2 separate regions of the Mus musculus genome follow, and region 2 is linked to region 1. A link is a loop called in an ENCODE intact Hi-C map of the cell type or tissue named here. Cell type or tissue: gastrocnemius. All regions are shown on one strand. Links, peaks and the distances in the headings refer to the core of each region. The heading gives the core; the rest is flanking DNA.

Region 1 (10,748 bases), core at 2,523-7,522:
CTCCAGCCACTTCTAAAAGATTTACTGCATTAACCACATAACAGGAATCTGACACAATATTAAGGGGTTCTAAAAAGGTTTTTAAAACTTCTAAAACCACTAAACATTCTACCACTTGAGGTGAATTTTTATTATATTGTTTGGATACCACTTTACCATTAGCCACATAGGCACCTATGCCAGTTTTTGATCTATCAGTATATACCACAATCCCATTTTTAAGTGGGTTTCTTACTGTTATTTGTGGAAAAACAACAGATTGATTTTGGGCAAACTGTAAAATTGGATGTTTTGGATAATGGTTATCTATTTGTCCTGAAAAGGAGGTAACTAAAACTGCCCAATCATTAGATGTGGCTGCCAAGGTTTGAACCTGTGCAGCGGTATAAGGTACAATTAAAAGATATGGACTTCGCCCAAAGTGGGTGATTGCTGCTTTTAGGCCTCTAAGGGCAAGCCGTGCAATTGCATCAGGATACCAATCTATTATTTTAGCTGGGGATACGTTTGGATGGATCCACAACAATGGCCCATTCTGCCACAAAACTGCGGTTGGCAATTGTGCTGTCTTAAAGACACACAAACTGAAAGGCTGCGAATCCTCAATACGTTGTAATTGTGCATTCTGTAAGGCTTTTTCCACCTTTTGTAAGGCCTGGTTAGCAGCTAGAGTAAGAGTCCTAGGGGAGGAGATATGAGGATCTCCTTCTAAAATACCAAACAAAGGCCTTAACTCAGCGGAAGGAATCTTTAAAAAAGGTCTGAGCCAATTAATATCTCCCAACAGCTTTTGAAAATCATTTAAGGTATGGAGGTGATCTCTTCTTATCTAAACATGTAAATATTGATTTCTCTCAAAGGAGGAAATATGTGTGACATCCATTTGTCAGACCTGTAATGGCCTGACGCCACGAGGGTTTACCCCTACGTGAGTAGATAAAATTTGACAACAATCTAAAGGCATTATTAAGTAATCAGAATCATTTTCAGTAGAACCAATCTCTCTGGCAGCTCTAGGAATACCAGAGGAAGAAAAAACAGCCATGTAGGCTTGGCAAAATTATTAGTTGAGCTATTTTGTCCCCTTGTGATATAGAAAAGACAACTTGAGGACAAGAACAGAGAACCTGAAGTTCCCCTTTATAATCCTGATCTACAACTCTAGGGTGGACAATAAGACCTTGTAGGCTGCAAGAGCCTGCCTCTGTCATTATTGTCCAGTGGCTTCACCTGCTCGGGAGAGCGCCTTCCAGGCCCTAATAGCCTTTTTATCTGATTCAGAACTACTAAGAACTGGCTCCTTGAGCTCACCTAGTGATGAGTATAGGCTCCTTCTCCTAGAGACCTCCGCTGATTGATCTTTTTTCTTTTCTTTTTCCTTCTCCTTCCTTCCAATCTCTCCCCAGGTATTCTTACCTGACCTAAACTTTTCCTTGGGTTCAAGACCCTTGGAAAGGCCTGTATACTTATTTTGTGAACCATATTTTCTCTTTGCTCCTATTTTCTCTCCCCGCTTTACTTCTGATAGATTGTCCTGAACTTCATCCAGAATCCGCCCTGCCTTAACCACTTGATAACATGTGAAAAGGAACAAAAGGGCTTCTAACACTAGAGAAAGTTCAAGGCCAAACATATCTTATAAAGCTATTTTCCACTTTACTTCTGATAGACTGTCTTGAATTTCCTTAGAAAGTTCAAGGCCAGGCGTACCTCGTAAAGCTGTACTCACTGGTACTCTCGTTCCCCAGCTGAAAAGTTCTGAATTCATGCAGTTGAATCCTTCTTAACAGTCTGCTTTACGGGAACCTTTATTACCGCGACCCGCAGTTCTGGTTCTGGAATGAGGGATCTTCCTTGCGCCGGTGAAACTCCCGTCCCGAGTTTCCTCCCGGGTTTTTTCTTCCCGGATTTTTTCTCGTCCCGGGTTTCGGCACCAATTCTTAATAGCGTTCGCGCGCCCGACGAGGAAGAACACAACAGACCAGAATCTTCTGCGGCAAAACTTTATTGCTTACATCTTCAGGAGCTAGGAGCGCAAACCCCCAGCCCCAAAAGCGAAAGCCCCTTCAATAATCTTTAGGAGCCAGAGCTCCGGCGCGCTAAAGCGCAGAGCGCGCTCTATTGTTTACATCTTTAGGCAGCGAGAGAGCGCAGGGCGCGCAGAGCCAGAGATGCCAGCGAGAGAGAATGGCGGAAACCCGTCTCCTTTTTAGGAGAGTTATATTTCGCCTAGGACGCATCACTCCCTGATTGGCTGCAGCCCATGGCCGAGCTGACGTTCACGGGAAAAGCAGAGTACAAGTAGTCGTAAAATACCCTTGGCACATGCGCAGATTATTTGTTTACCACTTAGAACACAGGATGTCAGCGCCATCTTGTGACGGCGAATGTGGGGGCGGCTCCCAACATGTAAGTACACTGTAGCTGTCCTCAGACACTCCAGAAGAGGGCATCAGATTTCGTTACGGATGGTTGTGAGCCACCATGTGGTTGTTGGAATTTGAACTCGGGACCTTTGGAAGAGCAGTCGGCGCTCTCAACCACTGAGCCATCTCGCCAGCCCCATAAGGCCAACATTTAATTGTGGCTGGCTTACATTTTCAGATGTTCAATCCACTAACATCATAGAAGGAATATGACTATGACAGCATCCAGGCAGACATGATGCCATAGAAGGAGCTGAGTGTTCTATATCTTGTTCCACTGGGAACCAGGAGAAGACTGACACTTCCACATGGGCAGAGCTTCAAAGCCCACCCCACAGTGATACACTTCTTCTTGAAACAAGGCCACACCTACTCCAACATGGCCACACCTCCAAATAGTGCCACTCTGTGGGCCAATCATATACAAATCACCACATGGCCCAAGTGGAAGAGCAGCCTGCAAAACAGCCTGGACCTATTGAAGAGCCTTCTCCTGTTCCAAGCTCCACACAAAGCTAGTAGCTTTCTGAGTCACTTGGTATGTGGACCTGAGTAACACACCCAAATGAGGAATGTGCTGTCTCCAGAATCCAAATAGATTTACTAAATATACTTCTTTCTTGGTAGTTGCAAGGGCCAGGTATAATAAGTTATCCTTCACCTTAGAAGCAATATCTCTACATGCCCCACACCACTGGACTCCTAAGAATTTCAATGAGGTAAATGGTCCTTGAATTTTGGTTGGATTTATTTCCCATCGTCTGATAAGTAAGTGTGTTACAAATGAGTACAAAGTGATTGCTACTTTCTGCTAACATGGTCCAATCAGCATAATGTCATCAATATAGTGCACCAATGTGATATTTTGTGAAAGAGACAGATGATCATGATCCCTTCTAACTAAGTTGAGACACAGGGCAGGAGAGTTAATATATCCTTGAGGCAAAACTGTAAAGGTATACTGCTAGCCTTGCCAACTGAAAGCAAATTGCTTCTGGTGGTCCTTATAGACAGGTACTGAGAAGAAGGCATTTGCTAGGTGGATAGCTGCATCCCATATACCAGGAGATGTGTTAATTTGCTCAAGTAAGGAAACTACATCTGGTACATCAGCTGCAATTGGAGTTACTATCTGATTTAGTTTTCCATAGTCAATTGGCATTCTCCATGATCTATTTGTCTTCAGCTCTGGCAGATAGGAGAGTTAAAGGAAGATGTGGTGGGAACCACCATCCCTGCATCTTTCAAGTCCTTGATGATGGCAGTAATTTCTGCAATTCCTCCAGGAATACAATAGCATCTTTGATTCACTATTTTCTTTGGCAGAGACAACTCTAAAGGCTTATATTTTGCCTTTCTAACCACAATAGCCCCCACTCCACGGGTCAGGGGACCAATGTGAGAATTCTGACAACTTTTTTGAAAAAATGTATTTAATTTTTTTTTTACACTCCAGACTTTATCCCCGTCCCAGTCCACCCTCTGACTGTTTCACTTCCCATACCTCCTCCCCCCACCCCTGCCCTGTTTTTCTACAATGATGTCTCACCCACACCCCAAAGTTCTGCCAACTTGTAAGTATATCTATCGCTTTATACATTCTGGAACTGGGGAAATGACCACAGGATGTGTTCTGGGAACTACTGGACCTACTGTGAGTCAGACATCAGTCAAAACTCCATTAATCACCTGTCCTCCACAAGCCCCTACTTTAACTGGAGGGCCACAATGTTTCTTGGCATCTCCTGGGATCAGTGTCAATTCAGAACCAGTATCCAGCAGACCCCGGAAAGTCTGATTATTTCCTTTTCCCCAGTGTACAGTTGCCCTTGTAAAAGGCCATAGGTTCCTCTGGGGAAGAACTGGAAAAAGGATAACAGTAAAAGGCTGTTAGGTGTCTTATGAAGGTCGTTACGCAGGGGAACCTGGCCATCACTTCATTCAAGGGATTCTGGGACTGCAAACTGTCTCAAGTCTGGAAACTGATTCACTGGCTGAGATTGCCTTTGCCACGATCCAATGTAGCCTCCTTTCATTTGTTTGAGAAGTTTTCTGCTTGCACAGATGATACAGAAATGAGGTAGTAACCCAGATAAAAGGTGTGCCTCAAGATCTGGATTAAAAGTTTGTGTGTCGCACGCCTTTAATCCCAGCACTTGGGAGGCAGAGGCAGGGGGATTTCTGAGTTCGAGGTCAGCCTGGTCTACAGAGTGAGTTCCAGGACAGCCAGGGCTACAGAGAAGCCCTGTCTCATAAAAAACTAACTAGCTAACTAACTAACTAAATAATAATAGTAATAGTAATAAAAGCAAACCTACAGACCTATACATTTCATATACATGTGTATATGTGTGCGTTTATACCAAACACACACCACACAGGGAGGCAGAGGCCTGGTCTACAAAGCAAGTTACAGGGACGTCAGGGTTATATAGTGACAGCTTGTCTCAAAAAAAACAAACATGAAACGTACCCTTTACATATTGTACTGGTTAGTTTTGTGTCAACTTACACAGGCTGGAGTTATCACAGAGAAAGGAGCTTCAGTTGAGGAAATGCCTTCATGAGATCCAACTGTAAGGCATTTTCTCAATTAGTGATCAAGGGGGAAAGGCCCCTGTGGGTGGGACCATCTCTGAGCTGGTAGTCTTGGGTTCTAAGAGAGCAGGCTGAGCAAGCCAGGGGAAGCAAGCCAGTAAAGAACATACCTCCATGGCCTCTGCATCAGCTCCTGCTTCCTGACCTGCTTGAGTTCTAGTCCTGACTTCCTCGGTGATGAACAACAGTATGGAAGTGTAAGCTGAATAAACCCTTTCCTCCCCAATTTGTTTCTTGGTCATGATGTTTGTGCAGGAATAGAAACCCTGACTAAGACACATATACATATATTTATGTGTATGCATATAGATACTAAAGTAATAAGGATTCGGCCAGCACTTCAGGCATGCTTAGGTGCATATCAGCTGGTCGTTACCACTTTACAACTAAGCCACCTCTCTGCACTTCTTGCCTATGTAGCTGTGTGTGCAAGTGTGTGTGCATCTCTGTATGTGTGTTTGGAGGCCAGAAGTCAATGTGTCTTCCTTCGTCTTTTTCCACCTTATTTTTTAAGACAAGGTCTCTCACTGAAATTCTATGAAGGAACTTGCCAGTTTGGCCAGCAAGCTGTAAGGATCCCATTATTCCCTCCTCCCTAGCATTGAGGTAGAAGGGTCAAGCCACCATGCTGGCTCTTTTACCTGGGTTCTGAGAATTAAGCTCATGTCTTAGCTCATGTCAAGCTTATGGGACAAAGCTCAAGAAGAAAATTGTCACAACTTTGAGACCATCACAGTCTACAGAGTGAGATACTCCTTTTAAAAAACAGAAGAGTTGGAAGGATGGCTCTGTTGATAAAGGGCTTGTCCTGCAAGCATGAAAACATGAGGTGAATTCTGTGCAAATAATTTCTGAAGCAACTACACTCAAAAGGAAGTAAACCAGGACCAGACATGGTGATAAACTCCCTTAATCACAGAAATGCATGCATGCATACATACATACATACATACATATGTGAACCAGGGCCAGTGAGGTAGTTCAGCAGGTAAAAACTACTAGCTATAAAGCTTGACTACCTGTGTTCAATCCCAAAAACCCATGTAAAAGCTGGACTGACTCTAGTAAACTGTCCTCTGACCTCCACACATGAACCATATGTACATGTGAGTCTCACACACACACACACACTTTTTGTTTTTTCGAGACAGGGTTTCTCTGTATATCCCTGGCTGTCCTGGAACTCACTCTGTTCAGGCTGGCCTCGAACTCAGAAATCTGCCTGCCTCTGCCTCCCAAGTGCTGGGATTAAAGGCGTGTGCCACCACTGCCCCTGGCGTTTTTTCTGGGTTTTCTATCTTCAGCTCTCTCTGCTCCTTTCTGTCCAGCTCAGCAAGCACTGGCTCTCCATGGTGTGCTCGCACAGGCCCTGAGCAGCTTCTCAAGAGCATCCATCATCACGGTTCTCCCGACTATTGCCTTGAAACACTCTCCTTTCTCACGTAGCACTGTCCCACATATGACAGTCTCTATTTCTGAGTTTCTATCTCTCCGCTAATATAAAAGCTCACTGAGGACAGTGTGCCTTTCCTGGTCCTATGAGCCAGTGCATCCCAATACCCAGAATGAAATGTGTGTCCTGGAAATCCTTTAAACTGTTGGATGAAAAGCAAGTGGACTGAGTTGTCTGAGAAAGGCAGGTGGAAGGAAGGTCTACAGTTCTCCAGCAGAGTTCTCTCCAGATGCTCAAAAATTCAAGGATCAGGACAGGAAATGGGAATTTATTGAATTAAGTTTAATGAATTAAGTAAATTATTAGAATAATGATTGGGGTCATGGATATTTCTACTTACATTAAGTCAAAAGAGAGGAAAGAAGATGAGACCCCAAAGGAAACAAGACTTTAATACAACTTGGTGTTCTTCAGCTGAAGTCGATACAAAGAGATGTCTTTCAAAGCCACAAAAAAGGTTAAAATAAAGTTTGTTTATGCCAGTCCCTAATGGCGCCAGTTCAGCTGAGCAGCTAGAGTAATGATTCACAGAGAAGCAGTCTTTGAACCTAGAGCCTTCTTCCAGTTCTTCCATCTCTGCACAGGTAGGTCCTCCCTGTGGCAGTAACAAGGCAGTGCCTCCAGGCCCTCAGATAAGAATGGCCACGCCAGGCAAGAGAAGAACTCCTGAGGAAGATTACGGAATACATGCCTACACAGGAGCCGAGGCTAAGAAAGCTAGCCTCAGCTTTCACTAGAGAACATTCTGTGGTGAAGTCACTGCAGAGCTTCCCATCTGCTTTGAGCATGGACCACGTCAGGCAGTGAGGTTCCTGGCTGTGCACAGATCAGTGAGGCCAGAACAGCCAGGCCAGCACAAAGTCACAGCCCACTCCTCTAATGCTGGGTCCACTTGATGCTCTTGAGGTCAATGCCATCCTGGACCATCTCCCAGAGAGGACTGCCAAAGAGAAGAGGCACTGAGTGAGTGAGGGTTAGACAGGAAGCAGCAGGTAACACTGCCTCTCAGGCCCTGATCAATCATTTCCCTTCTGTCCTTGATGCTTCTCTGCCTTTTGCCCTGGTGAACCCCAATACAAGAGACAAACAAGCCTCTTCTAGCTTCTGTAAGTCCTGCTCAGTCCCAGGCCTTTCCTAATTTCTAGCATCAGGAAGACTATTTATTGCTTTAGCCTGAAAGGATGCCTTAGATCTCAGGCCTGAGCACCCAGGAAGATTGTGGGTAATGACCTACTTTGTGCATGGTGGGAGTGATGACTGTGAACATTTCTTTGTTTGTTTTTACCACTGACGCTGAGACGCAGAGTCGCGCATGTGCACAAACACAAACACACACACACACACACACACACACACACACACACACACACACACACACACACACACACACACACACACACGAGGCAGCATCTTCTGCAGAGCCAAGCCTGACACCAGTACTGAGCTTGGTGCTTCCGTGTCCCCAGTTAGTTTTGCTCAGTGTCACTGAGTCCCACCCTTTGTTTTTGTTTCTCAGAAAAGGACTTATGCACAATCTTCCTACTGCAGTCTCCGGCTCACAACATCAGGCATGCACAAGATCCCTGGTTTGAGTTTTGTCTTCCTGGCAGGTACTCTACCACTGACCTTCCATTGGTTTTTGGGGACTGGGGATCAAACCCAGGCTGTTTAGAGATGATACATAAGCAACCTCTATGCTATATACAAAAGCCTAGTTTTAAAACATATTCTGAAGAACAAGAAGACAGGAGGTCAACTTCCCTGCTTTGTGGACTCTTTACAGCCTACAATCCCTTTACACTCGGGTTTCCGGCTGTATGAACAGAGTCTAAGGACAAGAAAGGTGTCAGCGGTACGGTGTCTTCCATAGAGTCCACACGCAGGCGCACACACCTCATTTCTCGAAGGCGCTTCACGTGGTGGATGCACTTCTCCGCCGTGTAGTCCACCTCCTCTTCTGTAGTGAAGCGGCCGATGCCAAACCTGAGAGAACACAGAAGATCGCTACACCTGGCAACAGGTTTGCTTTTTGTTTTTTGTTTTGACCAATACTCTCTGAGGACATACTAAATAAAAGATAACGAAAGGGCTGGGGATGGAGTTCAGTAGATAGAGTTCTTGCTTAGCATGCATGAAGTCCTGGGTTCAACCCCTGACTGGGTTGGTGGCACATCTCCAGCCCTCGAGAGGTAGACACAGAGCAAGCAGGGGCATTCTCTGGCTACAGTCAATTGGAAGCCAACTGGGCTGCATGAAAACTGTTGGAGCAAAGGAGGTAAACTGGAGCTGGGAGACCCACAGTGCCTCTCTAGGTAAACAGGAGGTGGGAGACCCGCCATGCCTCTCTAGGGAAAGGGTTCTGAGAACACAGCTTGAGGGGCAGACTCCACCAAGCTTCCTCCATCTACCCTAGACCTCGTGGGCAGAGGAGCTGAATACAGGACTCAGACACCCTCATCAGGGACATAGCTCAGCAGGAAGAGTGCTTGCCTATCATGTACAATTACCCCAAACTGCATAAACTAGGCATAGTGAGCACACTCCTGTAATCTCAGCACTTTGGAGCAAAGACAGGACAGAGTTCAAGACCAGCCTGAATTTCTGACAAGACCTTAACAAACCAGGAACACACCCACACCCACTCACACCCCTACATACACTCGCCCCCACACATAGTCACCCACATAATCACACCTACTCTCATACACAAACACACACACAAAAATACCCCCACACTCATACACATATATACACACACACATACACAGAAACATTCCCCATACACACATACTCACACACATTCTCACACCCTGTCTCTCTCCCCTCCCCTCCCCTCCCCTCCCCTCCCCTCCCCTCCCCCCTCCCCTCCCCCCTTCTCTCTCTCTCTCTCTCTCTCTCTCTCTCTCTCTCTCTGCAGCTGACCTCACTGACCTGATAGAGGAGTGTGCTAAATCCTCATCGGTACCAATTGCTCTGAGGACATAAGAGGGCTCCAATGATGCAGAAGTGCAGGCACTAAGGATGGAGACAGATCCTTTTAGTCCATAGGACACACCCTGAAATCATACCATGGGGACAGAAGAAACAGCCTGGTGATGCCCTGTACAGCCTGGGATGTAAACCCAGCTTCTGTGGTCCCTATAGACAACTTCCTGGACTGAGGACACCAATGACTGAAAGAGCATAAGAGCCCACACACTGGACCTGACAAAACAGCCAGGGCAGAAAATACAGTATGTAAGCCTGGAGGGTAAACAAACCCTTGTGGCTTACACCCAAACTGTTAGCTCATCCCTGCAAAAGGCATCTTCAGTTAAGCACAGTTAATCCCAGCACTCAGGAGGCAGAGGCCAGAGGATCTTGGTCTATATGGAGCATTTCAGGACTGCCAGGGCTACAGAGAGAGATCTTGTCTCAAAAGGAAACAAAAAAGACACATCTTCTAGGACCGACAAGACCCCAGTTTCCAAGGAGAGCCGCTGGAACGGTCACCTCAGCCACGGCCATCACCTGAGGCCTGAGCTTTATCGTGATCAAGTGCTCCTGTCCTATCCACACTGGGAAGCTCACTGACACACAGGGTACCTGACAGGCAAGGTCTCTGTCGACACCGTCCAACTCACCTCCCTGAGGACAAGGCCACATCCTTGAGGGCCATCAGCAGGCTCTCTCCTTCCACATACGCGAAGGAGAGGTTGATACAGCCTGAAGAAAAGAACACACAGTGATGGGACTCTGGGCCCCAGCATCTGTCTGAATGGAGACTGAGAGCTGGAGACAGTGGAGGGGTACAGAGTGCCTACCATAAAGGAGACAAGGACAGTCAAAAATAAAACAAAACAAAACAAACAAACAAACAAAAAACCTTTTTTAGGTACAAAATATATTTCAGAAACAAAACCAGAATGGTAGGGTAAGTAGGGGCACCAGGATGATTCTGCAGGTAAAGCCCTTACTACATGCGCCTGGTGAGCTGAATTCTATCTCTGAAACCTATAGGAGAGTGGGACAAGAGAAATGACTCTCCATGTGTACAGTGGAGGGCATCCTCCAGCCTCACATAATAGCTGGGTGTCTGTGGTACACGCCTTTAACCCCAGCACAAGGGAGGCAGAGGCAGGCAGATCTCTACGCGTTCAAGGACAGTCCGGTCTACAGGGTGAGTTCTAGGACAGTCATGACTAAACAGAGAAACCCTGTCTCAAAAAAAATGAAATAAAATAAAATAAAATAAAGCAAAAAGCAAAGCAGAAGAAGACTGAAAGGGTGAG
Region 2 (10,748 bases), core at 1,917-6,916, 130 kb before region 1:
TGTGAAGTAGGCTTTTGGGAGGGGTGGGACACTGAGCAGTTATTTCAAAAGAAATCATCCAAGTGTGGTGGCACATGCCTGTGGTCACAGCACTTAGGAGCTTGAGGCAGGAGGACTGAGAATTTGAGACCAGTCTAAGTTATATTGAGACTATGTTCTGCCCACCACACCTGCCAAAATTTTTAAAATGTGGGCAGATAACCAGGTATGGGACTTTGGGTGTCTGTAATCCTAGTGCTTAGAATGTAGAGGCACGATGAGCAGGAGTTCAAGATCATCCTATGTTTTATAGTCAGTTTAAGGCCAGCCTGGGCTACATGAGACTGAAATAACAACAAACACATTGGCCCAAGGGGCTTCCCAGCGCCCTTCAGGGAACTAAATGCAGAGAATTTAGAGGAGTGGTTCTCAACCCGTGGGTCTCTATGCCTTTAGGGGTCCAATGACCCTTCCACAGGAGCTACCTAAGAACACTGGAAAACACAAGACATTTATATTACAGTAGCAACATTACAGTTATAAAGTAACAACATAATGTATGGTTGGGGTCACCACCACATAAGGAAAAAGTTGCCGCATCCGGAAGGCTGAGAACCACTGCTTTAGAGTTGGGTCATGACGGCAAAGGCTACAGAGTAAGGACAGAGGTTAAGCCCCGGGGGACGACTGCACAAAGAGCGGGAGCTCAACCCCACCTTCCCTTTCCAGGATGACCTAAGGGACCAGGTCCAGAAGCTGGTGCAGCGCCTGACTGACACGGAGGCCCAGAAGAGCCAGGTTCACTCGGAGCTGCAGGACCTGCAGAGACAGCTCTCTCAGAGCCAGGAAGGTGAGGCGAGGCGCTCAGGTGGGCAGGTGGTAACCGGAGTGGGAAACTGGAACAGGCACCGGAAGGATGGAGCCTCGTGAACTCCTTTACGATACTTTAGCTCCTGTGGCCATCGTGGAAGGAGGAGTTGGAAGGAACAGTTTTGGTAAACTGAAAGAAGTTGCTGCCTGGGCTGCTGTTAGTCTCTGCATCTTTAAAATTGTTTGTTTGTTTGTTTGTTTGTTTGTTTGTTTGGATTACTGAGTGTGTATTTGTGCCATGGCACACACAGAAGTCAGAAGGCTATTTGTTGAAATCAGTTTCTTCTTCCATCACACAGGTTCCCCAGGGATCCCACTGTGGTAGCCAGAGCTTTAACCCTCTTGAGCCAACTCACCAGCCCAGACAGGAGGAGTTATTTGTTTGTTTGTTTGTTTTGTTAAAGTACAAAATCCTGGCGACCCCAGGCCAGAACTGTCAGAACATAAATTTGTGTTTCTTTTGTTACTTCTCCCTGGTTTTTATCATTTCCCATTTTACCCTCTAAATTAGCCTTTGAGGACAGAGTGATTATAAACTTACCATGAGCACGGCCAGGAGGGGAACGAGGAAGAACCTGCTGTCATGTGCTTCTGCTGGGGGCTTGGAGGGGCAGTGGCCACTGGAAAGGAGAGGAGTTCCACTGCAGAAGGGAAAAGGTCAACCTGGGTGGCTCGAGCCTTTTTTAGTCACTTGAGGGTCCCTGAGACCCTCAAACAGCTGTCTTTGGGGCCTCTTCAGGCTGAATGTTTCTAGGAACTTCCCACAGCCTTAGATAATCTGGGGCTAGAAGGGCCCCCTGCTGTCAGCCAACTGTCATCTGGGGAACTGATATGAGGAGCTCTGGGAGGTCAGGATGATTAGCAGACTGGGCTGTGCCGAGCTGGCTGCAAACACAGGTGGGAGGCTGAGGCGCTGCTGGCGGGTAGGCATGGTACAGGCACTGGGTGTAATTCTCTCCATCCTGTCCTCCATCTGCCTCTGCCTGCACCCATGTTCTTCCACCTGTGACCATGCACCTGACTCCAACACTCTGTTCTTTCTAAAGAGAAATCCAAGTGGGAAGGGAGGCAGAACTCCCTGGAGTCTGAGCTGAGGGACTTGCACGAGACCGCGGCATCCTTACAGAGTCGCCTCCGGCAGGCAGAACTGCAAAAAATGGAAGCTCAGGTAAGTGCTGGTCCCGGGAAGGGCGCCTTGGGAGAATTGCTTTGAAGCAGGCCCACCTTGGCCTGTGCTCACATGCCGGCTTCCTTCAGCACACCTCCCAGTTCCTCTGGCTCTCTGACCTGTCTGTCGTTTAGGTCATTGTGAACCTTTTCTGTTTTTCCTGAATTGGTTGAGACTTGTTCCTTGGACTGGAAGATTAGGATCTAGACTGCCTCCTTGCACCAGGCTATCTCCCCTGGACACAGGCGCTTTGGAAGGTAGTTGGGACGCTCTATAGGATCACCTTAAGTAGAATACATCAGTTCTATCATCCTTGTTAAGGCTTGGTCACTGCTGGTGCCATAGAAGAGGCCAGGGTTAGAGCGACAGTATCAAGAAAAGAATCTTGTTCGGCAGTGGTGGCGCACGCCTTTAATCCCAGCACTCAGGAGGCAGAGGTAGATCTCTGAGTTCGAGGCCAGCCTAATCTACAGAGCAAGTTCCAGGACAGCCAGGGCTACATAGAGAAACCCTGTCTCAACCCCCACCCCATCCCACCCTCATAAAAAAAAAAGGAAATAATCTTGTTTTGATGTGTTTTGCCTCCTGTTTGCAGAATGATCGAGAGTTGCTTCAGGCATCCAAGGAGAAGCTGTCAGCCCAGGTTGAACATCTGCAAGCATGTGTTGCAGAAGCCCAGGCTCAGGCAGATGCAGCTGCTGTCCTGGAAGAAGATCTGCGAACTGCTCGCTCTGCACTGAAACTGAAAAACGAGGAGCTAGAGAGTGAACGGGAGAGAGCCCAGGCTTTACAAGAACAGGGTGAGCTGAAGGTGGCTCAGGGGAAAGCTTTGCAGGAGAACCTAGCCCTGCTGGCACAGACCCTGTCTAACAGAGAGCGGGAGGTCGAGACGTTGCAGGCTGAGGTTCAGGAACTGGAGAAGCAGCGGGAGATGCAGAAGGCTGCTCTGGAGCTGCTCTCCCTCGACCTGAAGAAGCGCAGTCGGGAGGTAGACCTGCAACAAGAACAGATTCAGGAGCTGGAGCAGTGCAGGTCAGTCTTAGAGCACTTGCCCATGGCCGTCCAAGAGCGAGAGCAGAAACTGAGTGTGCAGCGGGACCAGATCAGGGAACTGGAGAACGATCGGGAGGCCCAGAGGAGTGTCCTGGAACACCAGCTTCTGGACCTGGAGCAGAAGGCTCAAGTGATTGAGTCCCAGAGGGGACAGATTCAGGATCTGAAAAAGCAACTGGGGACACTGGAATGCCTGGCCCTGGAACTGGAGGAAAGCCATCACAAAGTGGAGAGCCAACAGAAGATGATCACAGAACTAGAGGGCCAGAGGGAAATGCAGAGGGTGGCTCTAACCCACCTCACACTGGACCTGGAAGAAAGGAGCCAGGAGCTGCAGGCACAAAGCAGCCAGCTCCATGAGCTGGAGAACCATAGCACCCATCTGGCAAAAGAGCTGCAGGAGAGGGACCAGGAGGTGACGTCCCAACGCCAGCAGATCGATGAGCTGCAGAAGCAGCAGGAACAGCTGGCTCAGGCCCTGGAGAGGAAAGGCCAGGAGCTGGTGCTGCAGAAGGAAAGGATTCAGGTTCTGGAAGATCAGAGGACGCTGCAGACCAAGATCTTAGAGGAGGACCTAGAACAGATCAAGCATTCCTTGAGAGAACGCAGCCAGGAGCTGGCCTCTCAGTGGCAGCTGGTGCATGAGCGTGCCGACGATGGAAAGAGCCCGAGTAAAGGCCAGCGAGGGAGCCTGGAGCACTTGAAGCTGATCCTGCGTGATAAGGAGAAGGAGGTAGAGTGCCAGCAGGAGCGCATCCAGGAACTTCAGGGCCACATGGGCCAGCTGGAACAGCAGCTGCAGGGTCTGCACAGGAAGGTGGGGGAGACTAGCCTGCTCCTGACCCATCGAGAGCAGGAGACAGCAACCCTGCAGCAGCATCTCCAGGAAGCCAAGGAACAAGGGGAACTGAGAGAGCAGGTACTTCAGGGTCAGCTGGAGGAGGCCCAGAGAGATCTGGCCCAGAGGGACCATGAACTAGAGACCCTCCGGCAGGAAAAACAGCAGACCCAGGACCAGGAGGAAAGCATGAAGCTAAAGACAAGTGCTCTGCAGGCCGCTCTGGAGCAGGCCCATGCGACACTGAAGGAGCGTCAGGGGGAGCTGGAAGAACACAGGGAACAGGTGCGAAGGCTCCAGGAAGAACTAGAAGTGGAGGGACGGCAGGTACGGGCCCTGGAGGAGGTGTTGGGGGACCTAAGGGCTGAGTCTCGGGAGCACGAGAAGGCTGTGCTGGCCCTTCAACAACGGTGTGCTGAGCAGGCCCAGGAACATGAGGCAGAAGCCAGGACCCTGCAGGACAGCTGGCTGCAGGCCCAGGCCACTCTCACAGAACAAGAACAAGAGCTAGCGGCACTGCGAGCGGAAAACCAGTATTCCCGCCGACAGGAAGAGGCTGCAGTTAGCCAGGCAGAGGCGCTGCAGGAGGCCCTCAGCAAAGCCCAGGCTGCCCTGCAGGAGAAAGAGCAGAGTCTGCTTGAACAGGCTGAGTTGAGCCACACCCTGGAGGCCAGCACTGCCGCCTTGCAAGCTACCCTGGACACCTGCCAGGCAAGTGCCCGGCAGCTGGAGGAGGCCCTGAGGATTCGGGAAGGTGAGATCCAGGCCCAGGCTCTCCAACACCACGAGGTCACGCAGCACCTCCAGCAGGAACTTTGCCAGAAGAAAGAAGAGCTGAGGCAGCTACTAGAGAAGGCTGGGGCCCGGAGGAGTCAAGAAAATGGAATCCAAGAGAAGCAAAGTCTGGAGCAAGAGAGACAAGAGGAAACAAGGAGGCTCCTTGAGAGCCTAAAGGAGCTACAGCTGACTGTAGCCCAAAGGGAAGAAGAGATTCTGATGCTGAGGGAGGCCTCGTCCCCACGCCACAGAGCCCTCCCAGCCGAGAAGCCAGCTCTGCAACCGCTCCCAGCACAACAGGAGTTAGAGCGGCTGCAGACTGCCCTAAGGCAAACAGAGGCCAGGGAGATTGAATGGAGGGAGAAGGCTCAGGACCTGGCTCTGTCCCTGGCCCAAAGCAAGGCCAGCATCAGCAGTCTGCAGGAGATAACCATGTTCCTACAAGCCTCTGTTCTAGAGCGGGAATCAGAACAACAAAGACTACAGGTGAGTCGCCATGTCGGGGAGGGAGGACAGGGAACAGAGCCATTGGCTGAGCTCAAGGGCTGCCTGCCTGTGGTACCTCAGAGAGTGAGAAAACAGAGACCGTGAGTACCATACCTCAGAGCTAGCAGAGGAGAAGAGCAACTATAGTCAGCTTCGTCCACGCCTGATAGAGGAACTCCAGTGTGCTGTGAGCATTCCCAGGCCTCCAAGAGTGGGCACAAAACTGTTTCCTGGTAAAAGTGCTGTTTAAGTTAGGTGGAAGGGATGGGTAGAAAATCGGCCAGGTAAAGTGGGGGTTGGGATTTCTTGGAGAAAGGCAAAAGAAACATAAGGAGGAAGGGATACATGGAAGACCCATGAAGGGGGTTGAAGTCACCTGGGACATAGAGAGTGTTGGCAAGAGTCAAGGACAGCAGAAGCCAAGGCATCAGGACTTTAAGGACTGGGTCACTAGTGGGAAATGGATGGAAGATTTAGGGCACGTTCAGAAAAACTGCTCAGGACAGCATGTGGAGTGACATCAGACTTGGGAAGGCCAAGGGGGACTGACAGAAGTCCAGGGAGAGGTGGGGACTTTGGGTGGCAAGTGTGAATAAAGAAAGGACAGAGGCAGCACCAGGGTTTCCACCCATGGAATAGAGAGAAGTAGGCTTTAGGAAGCGGTTTGGAAGTGGAGCAAGGCATGGGGGCCATGAAGGGGACATTCCAGCCGGCAGCTGTGGGCCTGTGGGAAAGAATGAAGCCCGCTCTCAGCAGTGTGGAGCTCAAAAGTCCATGTGTAGAGGCCAGAAGACAGCTAGCAAGTTCTCTCAGTTTGTGGGTTCCTGGGCTTGAACTTAGGTCATCAAGTGCAGTGACAAGCATCTTCATCTACCAAGCCATCTTACTGGCCTTGGCGCTCATGAATCTGGGCCCAAGGATACTTGTAGCCATGCCCTCACATTATATATGAGGATCAGAGGCACTCTGCATACTCCCCATCCACAGAGCCTACAGAAGCAGCTTTCAGGACAGCGCTTTGTGGTGGGGACCCTTTTGTTGGTTTTGTATTTTTGTTTTTCGAGACAGGGGTTCTATGTGTAGCTCTGGCTGCCCTGGAACTCACTCTGAAGAACAGGCTACCTCTCAAGTGCTGGGACTAAAGGCGTGTGACACAACTTCCTGGCTGTTGTTAATACACATGTGCATGTCTCATATATTTTTGGTTGTGAGCCTAACCTTTAATGGCTGAGCCATTTCTCCAGCCCATTCATGTATCTATGAGTATGTGCTGTGTGTATGCAGGTGCCTGTGTAGCCAGAAGAGGTCCCCTGGAGCTGGACTTAGAGGTAGTTGTGAGCCATGCCATGTGAGCACTGGGAACCTCTCTTTACACTTAGCATTTTACATGCTGTAAACATTTTTATATGCCACGTACCATTGTTATTTTTAACTACCTCAGAGAAGGAACTGACAGTATGTTCATTTCATAGTTGAAAAATGCCAGAGACCTAAACTTATCCAAAGTCAGACATCTGGTTGAAGTGAGTTAGTTCTGACAGTCTGACTAGGGTTCTGATTAGACCACTTGGCTCATCGTTTCCCTGTGAGCCTGTGACACCACACACGCACCCGCATACGAATGCATGCACACACAACATACCACACACAGCACACAACACATACACACCCACATATACAACACACACTTGCAGATCTGTCTCCCTGCTGGAGCATGGCACACTTATGAAGAGGGTAGAGGATGAGACAACTTTGGACATGGTTTGTCACAGTGTGACTTTTGTACTGTACCTTAGGAGGAGTTGGTACTCAGCAGACAAGCTCTGGAAGAGCAGCAGTCAGGTGGCCCACACTCAACCAGCAGAGCAGACCAGGGACCAAAAGTGGGACAGGGAAGCCAGTCTGGAGAGGTGAGTGGGGCCCAGTGGCATAGCAGGAGCCTTGTCAACCGCTTGTTGTCCCTTAGGAATGGGTCTCTGAAGCCACACTGCCACATTGGTCCCTTTGCCCTCTAGCTCTTGTCCCTGTGTGTAGGGCTGCCCAGATGAGCACTGTGGGTCTCCCTTGTAGGTAGAGACTGAGCCTAGTCCTGGAGTGGAGGAGAAGGAACGGTTGACACAGAGGCTTGAACGTCTGCAGCAAGCGGTGGCAGAGCTGGAAGTTGACCGAAGCAAGCTGCAGTGCCACAATGCGCAGCTGCGGACCGCCTTGGAGCAGGTCAGTAACTTCCGCAGTCTCCCTGTGGGCCCGGTGGGCCTGTGTCTCCACTCCCCCTGCTGTTTCTGAAACACTTATTAAATTACAGCTGTGCTTTGTCTGTGAGTGCGTGCTCACCACTCCAGGGGCCAGAGTAGTTGTGACAGCTGAAACAGCCCACAAAGCTAGCCTCAGCTGCCAAGGCATGAGAGCTAGCCTGCCTCCTCTGTGCCAGGAGCGCTTGTACCCTGCCTTATGCCCTCCCCGGCACAGGAGTCTTACTTCCCATGGTTTCTAGCTGTTTATACTCATCCCTGCACACGTGACTCCTCGTGTGCATATTGGCAGGTGGAACGAGAACGGAGGAAGCTGAAGAGGGATTCCGTGCGTGCATCCCGGGCAGGATCACTGGAGGCCAGAGAAACTATGACTTCATCCCCCACACAGCAGGTTTCCCTGACTTTCTTTTTGCCCTTACTTCGCCTTATCCCCACCCTCTGTCTCGTATATAACAGCACTCTTCTATATAGACACGCCCCTCCTGGCTTGATTCTGCTCTAGTCTGCCCTTACTTCAGAAGGGGGTCCTACTTACCTATGTAAGTGTGTTCTCAGGGCTAGTGGGCCTGCATTCTTAGTTCAGATCCACTCGCTCCCAGACAAGTGCCTCAGGTTCACCTTGTGTCAGCCAGAATCCCTGGTACCCATGGGTTGTGTCGCTTACCAGCTCTTGGCACACCCAGGAGTGGGTCACAGCTTTGCAGCTCTCAGAGCCCTTAGTTCTGAGTTTACAGTTAGGGTTCTTGATATCTCCTGGTATGGAGGCCTGTTCTAAGGGAAGGTGTTTGGAGAGGTGTTTACTCCTCTTAGCTGTCACTGCCTTAGGTCAGCATGGGAGGGAGGGACTGCTCCTGGCCCTGAACATCTCCAGCTTCACCCCATTCCCCAAGGGCAGACACTGTCTTCCCCTTTAGATCTCTGGCTCATAGCCCAAGGCTGTCACAAAACAGATCCATTGTGAACCCTTATGTTAAATATAAAAATTCCTCATAGAGGATATTGCCCATGTGCTGCTGTGGGTCCTCCTCAGCCTCCCCTAGCCCTGGAGCCATGCCCCATTGAGCGTCAGTCTGAGCTCAGGTACTTCTGGCCCTCAGATGTTGCCTAGAGCCCAGGAGTGGGATGACAAGTTCACGTTGCCTGCCTGGTGGATAGACCCTGGAAGCCTCGCTGGCCTTGGAGTGCTGTGGCTACTCCAGACCAGGATAGCCCAGTTAACAGGGACCATATTTGTTTTCCTAGGATGGGAGAGGCAGTCAGAGGGGTTCCTCGGACAGCGTGCTTGTGGTTGAGCTTCAGAGAGAGGTAGGTTCTGGAAGGATCCACTTCCTATTCTCCTTTCCCCGCTCACTATTCAGGCAACAAGGTTTAGGGTCTGCTACATGCTTGGCCCTGTGCATTTCCAGCGGGAGAAGGGAAGTAGCTTTGGCATCCAGAGAACGTCCATCTTTCTGGGAGGCAAAAAGTGCTACAGATCCAACTCCACCTGAAGTGTGGGGATGAGTCCAGGCCAGCCTCCATCCATACTTACAGAGGGAAAGAAGCGGAAGCACTAGAACAGTGGGCCAGGGAGCAGGGCTGGCCTCTGCCTCAGCTGTAGGCAGGCAGGACTTCCAACAGCACAGTAGACAGAGGACCCAGACACAGCTCCAGCAGGCTACCACACTCAGAAAAACGGCATCAGTGCCTCCCTGCCTTACCTAAAGCATCTTACCCAAAGCTCCAACCCTGTTCTTTCCACCCACCTTTCTCCCTTCCTCCTTCCACGCCACCTCTGCAAGGAGCCTTGAGGAGTGAGCCTCCCTCAGAAGTCAGCAGTTATTACTGTCAGGGTGGCTCTCCCACTTTGCCTGTTGGTTTTAATTTTTTTTAAGTTTATATGAAGCAATCCTGACTCGGCCTGAGGCAAGAGAAGCTCTTTCTTTTCCCAGTGCCCATGCAGATCTGCAGTCTGCTGCCTCTTCCCTCGGCTAGTTCTGTAGAATGCTAACACACCAGTCACTTCCCTGTTTCTGTTTATTTTACTGTCTACCCGAAGAATGGAAAGTTTAGTTGGTGATTCTCAACCTTAGCTGTACACTAGAGCCCCCCTCCCCCCGGGGAGGAGTTTTGAAGAAAATACTGATACCTGGGTCTCACACCATTCTAGTTAAGTTGGAATATTTTCTTCCAAAAGGTATGATGGGACTTTTACTGTGATTAAAATATTCTTTCTTGATTAGATTATGGTTATGCACCGACATATCCATTATCAAAATCATTAAAATTAAAATTCTGGGCATTTTATTGTGTGTAAATTTGCCTTGAATAAATTTGATGAGCTGGAGAGAGAGCTCGGTGGTTAAGAGCACTGCTGCTCTTGCACAGGATCTGGGTTCATTTCCCAGCACAAGCACCCACGGACTCCAGTTCCGGGGGATCTAATGCCCTCTTCTGACCTCTGTGGGCACCAGGCACACATGATGCACATATATACGTGCAGGCAGAACAGCCATACACTTTTTTTTTTAAAGTAAGTTTTTTTAAAAGTTATAAAAATTGTTGTTTTATTGCTGCTCCCTATGTATCACCTGTTCTCCTGTATGCTCTGATAAATACGCTGACAAAATCAATGTACAGGAGAAAGGGGTGTTAGCTATCATTTCAGGTCACAGTCCGTCACAGCAGGGAGCTCACGGCTGCAAGAACTGAAAGCAGCTAGTCCCATCCCAGTCAGCAGCCCATAGAGCGTGCGTGCGTGCGTGCGTGCGTGCGTGCGTGTCCGCTGTCAGCTCTACAGTCCAGGACCCAAAGCCACAGAGTGGCAGCACTGCAGGAACTGAGTATATGGATAATGTATTATGGATAAGGGATTATGTATAAGGGATGACCCCAGTTCATGTAAAAGAGATGAACCCTGGCTGCGATGCTTCCCAAGGGATTCTAGATAGTGTTAAGCTGACAGTTAAACCAGCCATCATAACTGGAGGCAGTGTTGAGAATCACTGGGGTTGAGTCCATGGGGCCCTTTTCCCAACCCGAGAGCCGGATTCTGAGATTCACATATGTAGCAGGGTTGATTCCACGAGAGCATAGAGCAGAAGGGCCAGGACAGCCTCAGAGCCCTCAACTGCTCTCCTTGGTTTTCCTATCCACCAGGTAGCCCTGCTGCGAGCCCAGCTGGCCTTGGAGCGAAAGCAGAGGCAGGACTACATTGCACGGTCCGTGCAGACCAGCCGTGAGCTAGCAGGCCTGCATCACAGCCTGTCTCACTCCCTCCTCACCGTGGCCCAGGCCCCTGAGGCCACTGTTCTGGAGGCTGAGACCCGAAAGCTGGATGAGT

The links. Peaks named below come from ENCODE experiments on the same cell type or tissue, not always from the same donor. Only the 100,000 strongest peaks of a DNase experiment are listed, where the experiment ranks them.
Region 2: a loop joins it to region 1, with 2.4 times the contacts of the local background. A loop is called at or near these places in 6 of 42 quality-filtered maps.

What each region holds. Positions count from the first base shown.
Region 1 is chr2:156,116,911-156,127,658 of GRCm38, forward strand. It overlaps Nfs1 (nitrogen fixation gene 1 (S. cerevisiae)), which reads right to left. Exons shown (of 13, transcript NM_010911.2): 10 at 10,101-10,182; 11 at 9,409-9,492; 12 at 8,371-8,460; 13 at 6,727-7,417. The coding sequence ends at 7,354. Among named protein-coding and RNA genes, the nearest start is that of Rbm12, 10 kb to the left of the region's middle. In gastrocnemius, for the core only: no CTCF peak of the experiment used is centred there; no DNase peak of the experiment used is centred there.
Region 2 is chr2:155,987,604-155,998,351 of GRCm38, forward strand. Cep250 (centrosomal protein 250) reads left to right here. Exons shown (of 33, transcript NM_001130000.1): 26 at 709-829; 27 at 1,896-2,017; 28 at 2,613-5,171; 29 at 6,968-7,081; 30 at 7,242-7,388; 31 at 7,716-7,817; 32 at 8,669-8,731; 33 at 10,565-10,748. It also overlaps a transcript of 6430550D23Rik not described here. Among named protein-coding and RNA genes, the nearest start is that of 6430550D23Rik, 11 kb to the right of the region's middle. In gastrocnemius, for the core only: a CTCF peak has its summit at 4,493; DNase peaks (open chromatin) are centred at 3,802 and 4,399; H3K27ac peaks cover 928 bases.